Regions from separate parts of the Homo sapiens genome. Here region 1 is linked to region 2. A link is a contact called in ENCODE Hi-C or POLR2A ChIA-PET data. All regions are on one chromosome and are shown on one strand. Each heading gives the region's core, a stretch centred on a gene start or an enhancer-like site at or near the end of the contact. The rest is flanking DNA. Distances are from core to core; before and after follow the strand shown.

Region 1 (3,941 bases), core at 132-2,631, 480 kb before region 2:
AAATACAAAAATTATCTAGAGGGGGCCCCTACCTGTGGGGCTGAGGTGGGAGGATCGCTTGAGTCCAGGAGGTTGAGGCTGCAGTGAGCCAAGATTACACCACTGCACTCCAGCCTGGGCAACAGAGTGAGACCCTGTCTCAAAGAAAAAAAAAGAAAAAAGAAAATACAGATAAGTAAAAATAGGAAATCCCACCTAGCAGAAATACGGCTAAAATTTTGTTATGTACTCTAGCAATCTTTTTGTTTTTCTGTATGTTTTCAGAAAAAAAGTTAAATATAGAAAAGTACAGTGAGTAACATGACATGACAAGCACTCATGTTCTCGGTACCCTGAATGAATAAATATTTACATTTTGGCATATTTATTTCAGGTTATTTTATAAAAAAGAAAACATTACTGTTCAAGTTTAAGTCCCCTTGGTACCTCACTCAAATCCCATTTTCCTTCCTCCTTCCCTGGTAATTGTCATCATCAGAGGAAGAGTAAGAATAATGGTCGATGACAATAGCATGATAATAATAATGACCTCAGTGGATAAAAGGATCTGTCATGCTTCCCAGAAAATTCTGGATACTTTGATAGATGCTCTATGATTATAATTATCTTTTCCCAGAGCCTTCTGTTCAACAGACTGGTAATAAACAGAACATGAATCAAATGGGTAGATATTAGCTAAAAGTTTAATTAGCTGAAGAAGGAGAAATAGTGGTAATGGTCTTGGGCTGACGTCTCTTGAGACCCTAATCCCAAACTTCACAGTATCTCTTAGTGATGGTTTTCTTACCAGGGCAATTCCTTGTGGTCAGTTAGATTTTTCCTGATGTTGTACTCATAGCTCCCTGAGCTTCCTCTATCATAATACTCAACACAAGATTTTTTACCAGTTTAACTGCAGGTAATTTTTACCAGACTGTGAGCTCCCTGAGAGCAGGGATCGGGACTGACTGTCTCATTCATTGGTCTATTTCCAGTCCCATGTATGGTGTCTGTCAGACACTGCACAATAAGTATTTGGTGAATGACTGGAAAACAGTCTCAGGACATAGAGCTGTTGCTGTTGTGTGGGATTCAAGGCTGATTCTGGGTTCTTGGGTTTAGTCTGGCGAAGGCATTGGATGCTGAACATTTTTATTGGGGGTATTTGGTTCTGTGGCCCCATGGGAATTTTTCCAGCTGTCCTGGTGGCCACCAGGGTTTCCTTATTGGTCAAGTTAACCCTGAAAGGAGACCCTGGGGACCCCTGTGGTTGAATGCCATGTCTGGAGCAGCTGCTGCCTGCAGCTATGTGTGTGTAAGCCGGAGACCCGAGCTTTTCTTAATCTCTGAGCCAGGCTGCTGACAATAAATAAGCTTTCCACCCAACAGCTGCTGACAGTCGCCTCCCACACAGCCCGCCCGAGCCCTGCCTGGAGATGGCATGTCTCCTTCCCCGTTGCTCTAATAATAACAACATTATATTCTCAGTCAGAGCTTGAGGGCTTCACTCAGAGACATTTTTTCACTTGCTTGAGAATGGGAGTTAGAGAAAGCATAGAAATGTAGAAAACTCATTTGGACATTTATTTAAACCATCTCAAACTTAATTTGGTCAGGTTCAAGTTGTTAAAGATCTCCTGCTCGTCTTCTGACTGCTGAGCAGTTGAAAGGGGACAAGCAGAATGGAGGGACAGTGAGAGGTTTGGGGGCCAGCCCCAGCTTGGAGGAAGGGCCCGTTGTAAAGCCTGGGCCGGAGGAAGGTTGGCAAGGCAGGGCCCAAGCCTGGGCTCTAGTTTCCCTGAGCCTGCCAGGGTGCCCAGCCAGGAGTTTCCTTCTGTCTGTGCCCACCCTGGTGAGCTGGAGATAGGGGGAAACCTGCTGGGAAAAGTGGCTTCGGAGAGCTAAAGTGAGGGGGGCAGGAAGCATTGCTTTCCTTCTAAGAACCTTTGCTTCCTTCGGCCTCAGCATCTGCCTGGGGTGACACAGGGTTGCTTTCTTCAGAGATGCGGCTGTGCTGTTCAGCCCCTCCTTAGGTTCTGCCAAGGCAAGGCCTGGGTGTCCAGAGTGGGCATGGGAATCATTCACCCACCCCACCTCTCAGTGCCGTGGGCCAGTCTGGGCCTCACGCAGCCCACAGCGAGGCATGGGTTTGCATTTTACAGTCACTTGCAATGACTGCGCTTTTTTCCAGTTCATGGGAGCAAATGGAGAGGTGTTCTGGGAATCCCATCTTCACCCTCCTGCATCTGAGGCTGGTGAGCAGCTGAGAGAAGGAGAAATGAGAAGCCAGCTGGTCAATGGTCTGACTCCTCCACCCCTGCATAATTATGGGTTGGCCATGTAGCTAATCCCGTTTTCTCAACAGCCCTATGACATGAGGGAGGAGGAGGTGGTTGTGGAAACCACATGCCCTAGATCCTAGTGGTGCTCCAGCAGTCTGGGAGCAAGGTTGCCCTGGGAGATCCCTGGGGAACTATTGACTTCTCTCCCTGATCTTTTGCTTTTTTGCCCCCTGTAATACTTTCATCATTTTCACTATGGCTAAGCGAGATTCCAAGTTGGGCTGGTCACTCTGCCCAGAGAATACAAGTTCTATGAAGAAAAGTGCTCTATAAATCCAAGGCATTATGAAATTTACTTCTACTATAAGGCTTTTATACTTGCATCCAATAAGTCTGTGTCCCCTATCTAAGGGATGAAGCCAGCCAGCTATCACACGAGCTCTCTGTTCTTAAATAGACTCAAGGCTTTGTTCAAAGCTTTTCAGGTGGATTCATTTAAAACTGCAGCTTCCCTGCCACTTTAAGAAATTCACCCTATCCATCGTCAGCCTGGTACTGTTGAGTATATTACCATTATACGTAGAGGCATAGACTATAGCTCCCAGTGTAGAAAACAAAACTTTAGATTGAGTAATTGCAGGAAACTTGACTGCAATTCACTGAGAATGTATTTTGACGAATAAGGAAAAAAACGTTTCAAAAAATAGGTCAGGGCGCTTTTAGGGAGCCCAAAAAACCCGCAAGGATTCTCTGCAGGTGTAATAATTGGGCAGTCCATCCAGCCTCCCACCTCTGTCTCCTTCCCTTGTATTTCTTTTCCAGGCTGCTGTCTGTGACAGCTCAGGAAGGGGCCCCAGGCAGCTCTCCTCTGAATTCTTCCCCCGATATCTCTCTGCCTTCTTCACACACAAATCAGCCTCACTAGCACCTCAGCTTCTATTTTTAGCTGCTGTTTTGCATTTTGTGTAGAATACAAGGAAATAGAATGCAGAATTTAGACAGGAGAAAAGGCAGGCTGCTTGCTTCCTGATAAATTGTCAGGGACCCATATCTGATGGTTGAAGCCTGATAGCAATCAGAACAGCAGGGAACAGAACGGTTGCGTCCTCATCTGCATTAGAGAGCAGTCTCTTTTCAGGGTTCCATGAGCTAGGGCCTTTCTGTCCTTTTCCCTCTGCACTGATGGCTGGTTGCATGGCTTCAGAATCCACTAGACTTAACTCCTGGTTTGGTGAAGATTCAACTTGACACAGATAATTGATAAAGTTGAGAGGGAGTTTGTGCATGTGTGTGAGTGTGTTTTGGGGGGCAGGGAGGATTGTTTTACAAAAGAATCGTGAACTAGATTCAATAGTCTGTCCACTAGAAGCAGAGGACCATATTCTATACCCTTTATCATGTGAAACTTCTTCCTGGGTGTCTTTTTTTTTTGAGACAGGGTCTTGCTCCATTGCCCAGGGTGTAGTGAAATGGTGTGAACACAGCTCGCTGCAGCCTTGACCTCTTGAGCTCCAGCGATCCTCCCAACTCAGCCTCCCAAGTAGCTGGAATTACAGGGGCACACCACTTCTCCTGGCTAATTTTTAAAATATTTGTAGAGGCAAGGTCCCAGTATGTTGCTCAGGCTGTTCTTGAGCTCCTGGGCTCAAGCAATCCTTCACCTTGACCTCCCAAAGTGCT
Region 2 (4,296 bases), core at 629-3,128:
ACCAAAGATGATATACAACACATTATTATTATTATTATTATTATTATTATTGTTATTATATTGAGACAGAGTCTCGTTCTATCACCCAGGCTGAAGTACAGTGGCGTGATCTCAGCTCACTGCAACCTCTGCCTCCTGGGCTCGTGCCTCAGCCTCCCCAATAGCTGCGATTACAGGCACATACCACCAGGCCTGGCTATTTTTGTATGCTTCATAGAGATGGGGTTTCACCATGTTGGCCAAGCTGGTCTGAAACTCCTGGCCTCCAGTGATCCATCTGCCTTGGCCTCCCAAAGTGCTGGGATTACAGGCATGAGCCACCGTGCCCTGCCAACACATTATTTTAACCGTGAAGAATCTGAAACACTATAAAAAGTCTAAAAGGAGAGAAGTCGGGGGGAAGGGGGGGACTCCATATTCATCTTCAGTTATGCTGCCCAGAATCTCTCTGTGCAAGAATAACACATCATAGTAATTATTATAGCGCCTGGTATACAGTAGTCTCATAGGAAAAAGCAATTTTAAAAAATATGTATATATTTAAAATTATGTGCAATCTGTCACAGTACAACACAAATAATATGATCAAGACAGTGGAATCCCTGCATGAGAGCTCACAGTCCATCAGCAACAGCAGATGAGAGGCACAACAGAAACTAAATGCCTAGTATTCGTTCTACGATAAATCAAGCATTTTCTACTAACTGGTTGGGTTTCTGCTTTTTTCCCTTTTGATGGGTTGAAGTCAGGAACCCGTACGTGCAAAGGGAGCTATTACTGGCTGTGTAACTTACGTAAATGTACAGATAAGATCAGATATGCTGGAAAATGTGCTAAATAAAAAGGAGTTTATTACTACCCTGTTTGTTTTCTCACCATGGCCACATCAAATGTTTTAACTCACCTTCTCGATTTTGTCAAGCCATTCTTTGTTGGATGCAAGTTCTGCCATAAATGCTTGATGCTTCAACCATTTACTGTGCAGATTTCTGGCTTCATCGTAAGACATGTCCTGGGCTGTGAGCATCTTCTCATTGATCCAGAGAGACAGCTACAGAAAGATCAGAAGGATTCAGAGATTGTGATCCTAGACATCAGCCTTTTTTCCGCCTGGAAAGGGTTGTGTTTATGTCATATTATGCATACTACACACGTTTCCATGGTGACAGACAACCAAATATTTAACTTCACAACTCTGACCCGTCATGACAGGTGTCCATTAGATGGAGCTTGTACCTGAGCTCTGCTCCAAACTATATCTAACATTCATTCCAGAAGTACAAAAGCTCTATAAGCCAGTTTTCAAACTGTTTGGCACTCATAACTGGCTTTCCCCACAAAAGGCCCGTGTTTAAAATTCTACCCTAACCACTCCAAGACATGACTCTTTTTCTCTTCCAAATACCTGTGTCAGCTATACCATGTTAATCATGATTGACTTTTACTCCATTTGGCAATCCTTCTTACTCTCTTAGTTCTTTTTATTAAAAAAAAAAAAAAAAAACTACTTATTTATTACCTCCCCCTTTTTGTGGGTGCATCGAAGGGAATGCAAAAAGGCATAAATAACTTGCTCACTGTAGGGCTAAGGCAACAATCATGCCCTTTCAATGTTTCCTTCAAGTTTGAGTCACCTTCACCTCTTTTTCTATAGCCTCTAGTTCTCTAAAGAACCTTTCATTCACACCAAGAACACTTCACAGGACTTGATTTTGAGACCCAACATGTCTGCTTGGATCTGAACTCTAGAGAGCCGCACAAAGGCTGCTGGCCGCTGACAGACCTGAGAAAGGAGCTCTCTTACCGGGGTCAGCCAAACGCCAGGCCCAGACCCACTTTTGCTGGCTTCCATCCCGAATCGGCCCTGGCTCATTACTGCCTGCCTGTAAGGGCCATGCCAGAGTCCTGATTCCCGCCCCATTTGCTTTGCTAACCTAGGAAGAGCTTTTTGTTTGCCCAGGCTGAAGATACACAAAAGAATGCAGAGCCAGCCTGGAATCAGAAGTAACCAACTGAAGGGACCATGTCCCTTCTCCTGAGTGACCGTGAGAAGCCCACTTTTACACCAGTTATTGTCACAACAAATTGGCACCTTAAATCCTTCATGGTTCTACCAACAAAGATCTAGAAGTGACACATAAAACCAGTAGAAGTACTTACAGAATTAACACTTCCAAGGCCCTTCCACTCCCACTGTGGGCTGCTGCCAGGAAAGGCTCCCCGAGATTTGTTTTTTGGAAATGATGTCAAGGAGAGCGACGTGGGTCACAGGAGCCCTCTGGCTCTGAAAGTGGGTGAACTCTTGGGCACTGTCCCTATTCTCAGGCTATTCACCACACAGGGAATGGGGCAGGGGGCGGGGGTGGGAGGGGGTTAAAAGCAAAAGGTAGTGAGATTTTTGATTTCACTCTTTGTTGAGGGAAAAACTAGCAAATCTCATAAAGTCCTTTGTCATCAAAGACCATGGATCTATTAGACAATAAAGGCACGCACTTCCTACTTGGAAAAAATTATCTATGTTCCAGTTATCTGGGCAGCTAAAATCTGAAAGACTATGGCTATTCAATCTTAGGGGAAAAGAAGTTAAAGTAAAACTTAATGACAAAATTTTTCCCAGTATTCTGTACATACACACAAAACAGAAGGCATTTATTGATTCAAAGTGCCAAGGACATTCACATATTTTCGCTATTCATAACCACTTACCCAAGAGGGATTAAAAAGAGAGAGAGAGAGAGCGCGCTACATAAAAATCAGAGGCTTATAAACAAATCTGCTCTTTGCTGAACACATCATCCTACAGATAAAGCATCATGCGATACAGCACAATGAAATGGATCTATGGAACTTGCTAGTTCATCAGCACTCTGCAACCAAAGCTACAGTTATTATTTGTGGGCATTTACAAAGGTCATTTAAGAATTTACTCATTCTCTGCAGAAAAGAACACTGTGCAGACTGGAAAAAGATAAGGAAAAAATGCTTTGATCGTTGAATCAAGCTAACAGTAAAGGACTAACTCACATCCCTGTACCAGACACATGTAGATATACTGCCTTCCTGGAAAAATAAAAATCAGTTCCAGAGAATAGGTGGTGTAATGTGAGGACATACAACACAAAAGGAATACCTTTAAAATCATTCATTCGTTTTTCAGGATATCACATTAAAATAACACTACCGGCCAGGCGTGGTGGCCCACACCTGTAATCCCAGCACTTTGGGAGGCCAAGGCGGGTGGGTCACTTGAGGCCAGGAGTTCAAGACCAGCCTGTCCAACAGGGTGAAACCTCGTCTCTACTAAAAATACAAAAACTAGCTGGGTGTGGTGGCGCATGCCTGGAATCCCAGCTACTTGGAAGGCTGAGGTAGGAGACTTGCTTGAACCCGGGAGGTGGGGGCTGTAGTGAGCTGAGATCCCACCACTGTATTCCAGCCTGGGCAACAGAGTGAGACTCTGTCTCAAACAAAACAAAACAAAACAAAACCACTACAAAGATGATGATGGTCTCTATCTTTCCACTGTAACTGGGAATAGGAGGGTCCCTGCTCATTCCAGCATACTGTATATGCCAGCATACTGTATTGCTGGTACAATAGCTGTCCTCATCTAGGTGGTGTTTATGGGGGTGGTAACAGGGGCGGATCTTACAATCCACACCTTCTCTAACCAAGGCACCCAACAAGGAAGGAAGCTGAACAAAGAGACAAACCCCTGGATTCCCCATACCTTGAACAATACCAACATCCTGTAATAGTATTAAATTTGACCTCTGAGTGCTCTGTAAATATCTACCAGAATGACAGGTAGATTATCAAATGTAGGGCTGGTCCACACACAAACGCCATTCTCAAAAGATTCTGGCTTAAAAGGGGTGTATTTTAATAAGGCTGAATGATGGAAAAGTTTATAGCCAATGACTGTATCACCCTTTTGATTATAGTACTATACCAAGTGTTTTAGAGCCCCCAAGCTTGACCTAAATTCCACCAACCATGCAGAGACTATACATGCTGGTGTGGGACACCCGACACCTCCCACAGACACTATGGCTGTACTAACTTCTAATGTGGCTCAAGGAGAGACAGGCAGGACAAGGGAAGACAGGATAAACCAGGATGATTTCGCAGAGCAGTCACACAGAGATCTGCAAATCATCTCCTGGACATAAAAAGCCCCACCCAAACTTTCCTGTGTCCTTTGAGGAGAAGTCACAGAAGACAGAGCCCCTGGGCATGCCTCATAATCACTGGAACTCAGCCAAGGTGTGTGTGGAGGAGAGAACTCCTCATAAC

Evidence for each region. Hi-C counts contacts between places; a loop is a spot of excess contacts on that map. ChIA-PET counts read pairs that join two places held with the same protein, here RNA polymerase II (POLR2A).
Region 1: a loop to region 2 is called in a map of aorta, with 7 times the contacts of the local background. The contact joins two enhancer-like sites. A Hi-C loop is called at or near these places in 2 of 168 maps with a recorded cell type or tissue (aorta and posterior vena cava). POLR2A ChIA-PET finds 5 or more read pairs at or near these places in 1 of 52 experiments (WTC11).

Annotation. Positions count from the first base shown.
Region 1 is chr2:55,118,216-55,122,156 of GRCh38, reverse strand. It overlaps a transcript of RTN4 not described here. Among named protein-coding and RNA genes, the nearest start is that of RTN4, 70 kb to the right of the region's middle. Within about 2 kb of position 1,381, at least 10 of the 41 ENCODE cell types and tissues checked have a DNase peak (open chromatin) inside an H3K27ac peak, as active enhancers do.
Region 2 is chr2:54,639,738-54,644,033 of GRCh38, reverse strand. SPTBN1 (spectrin beta, non-erythrocytic 1) reads right to left here. Exons shown (of 36, transcript NM_003128.3): 19 at 905-1,051. Among named protein-coding and RNA genes, the nearest start is that of SPTBN1-AS2, 38 kb to the left of the region's middle. Within about 2 kb of position 1,878, at least 6 of the 41 ENCODE cell types and tissues checked have a DNase peak (open chromatin) inside an H3K27ac peak, as active enhancers do.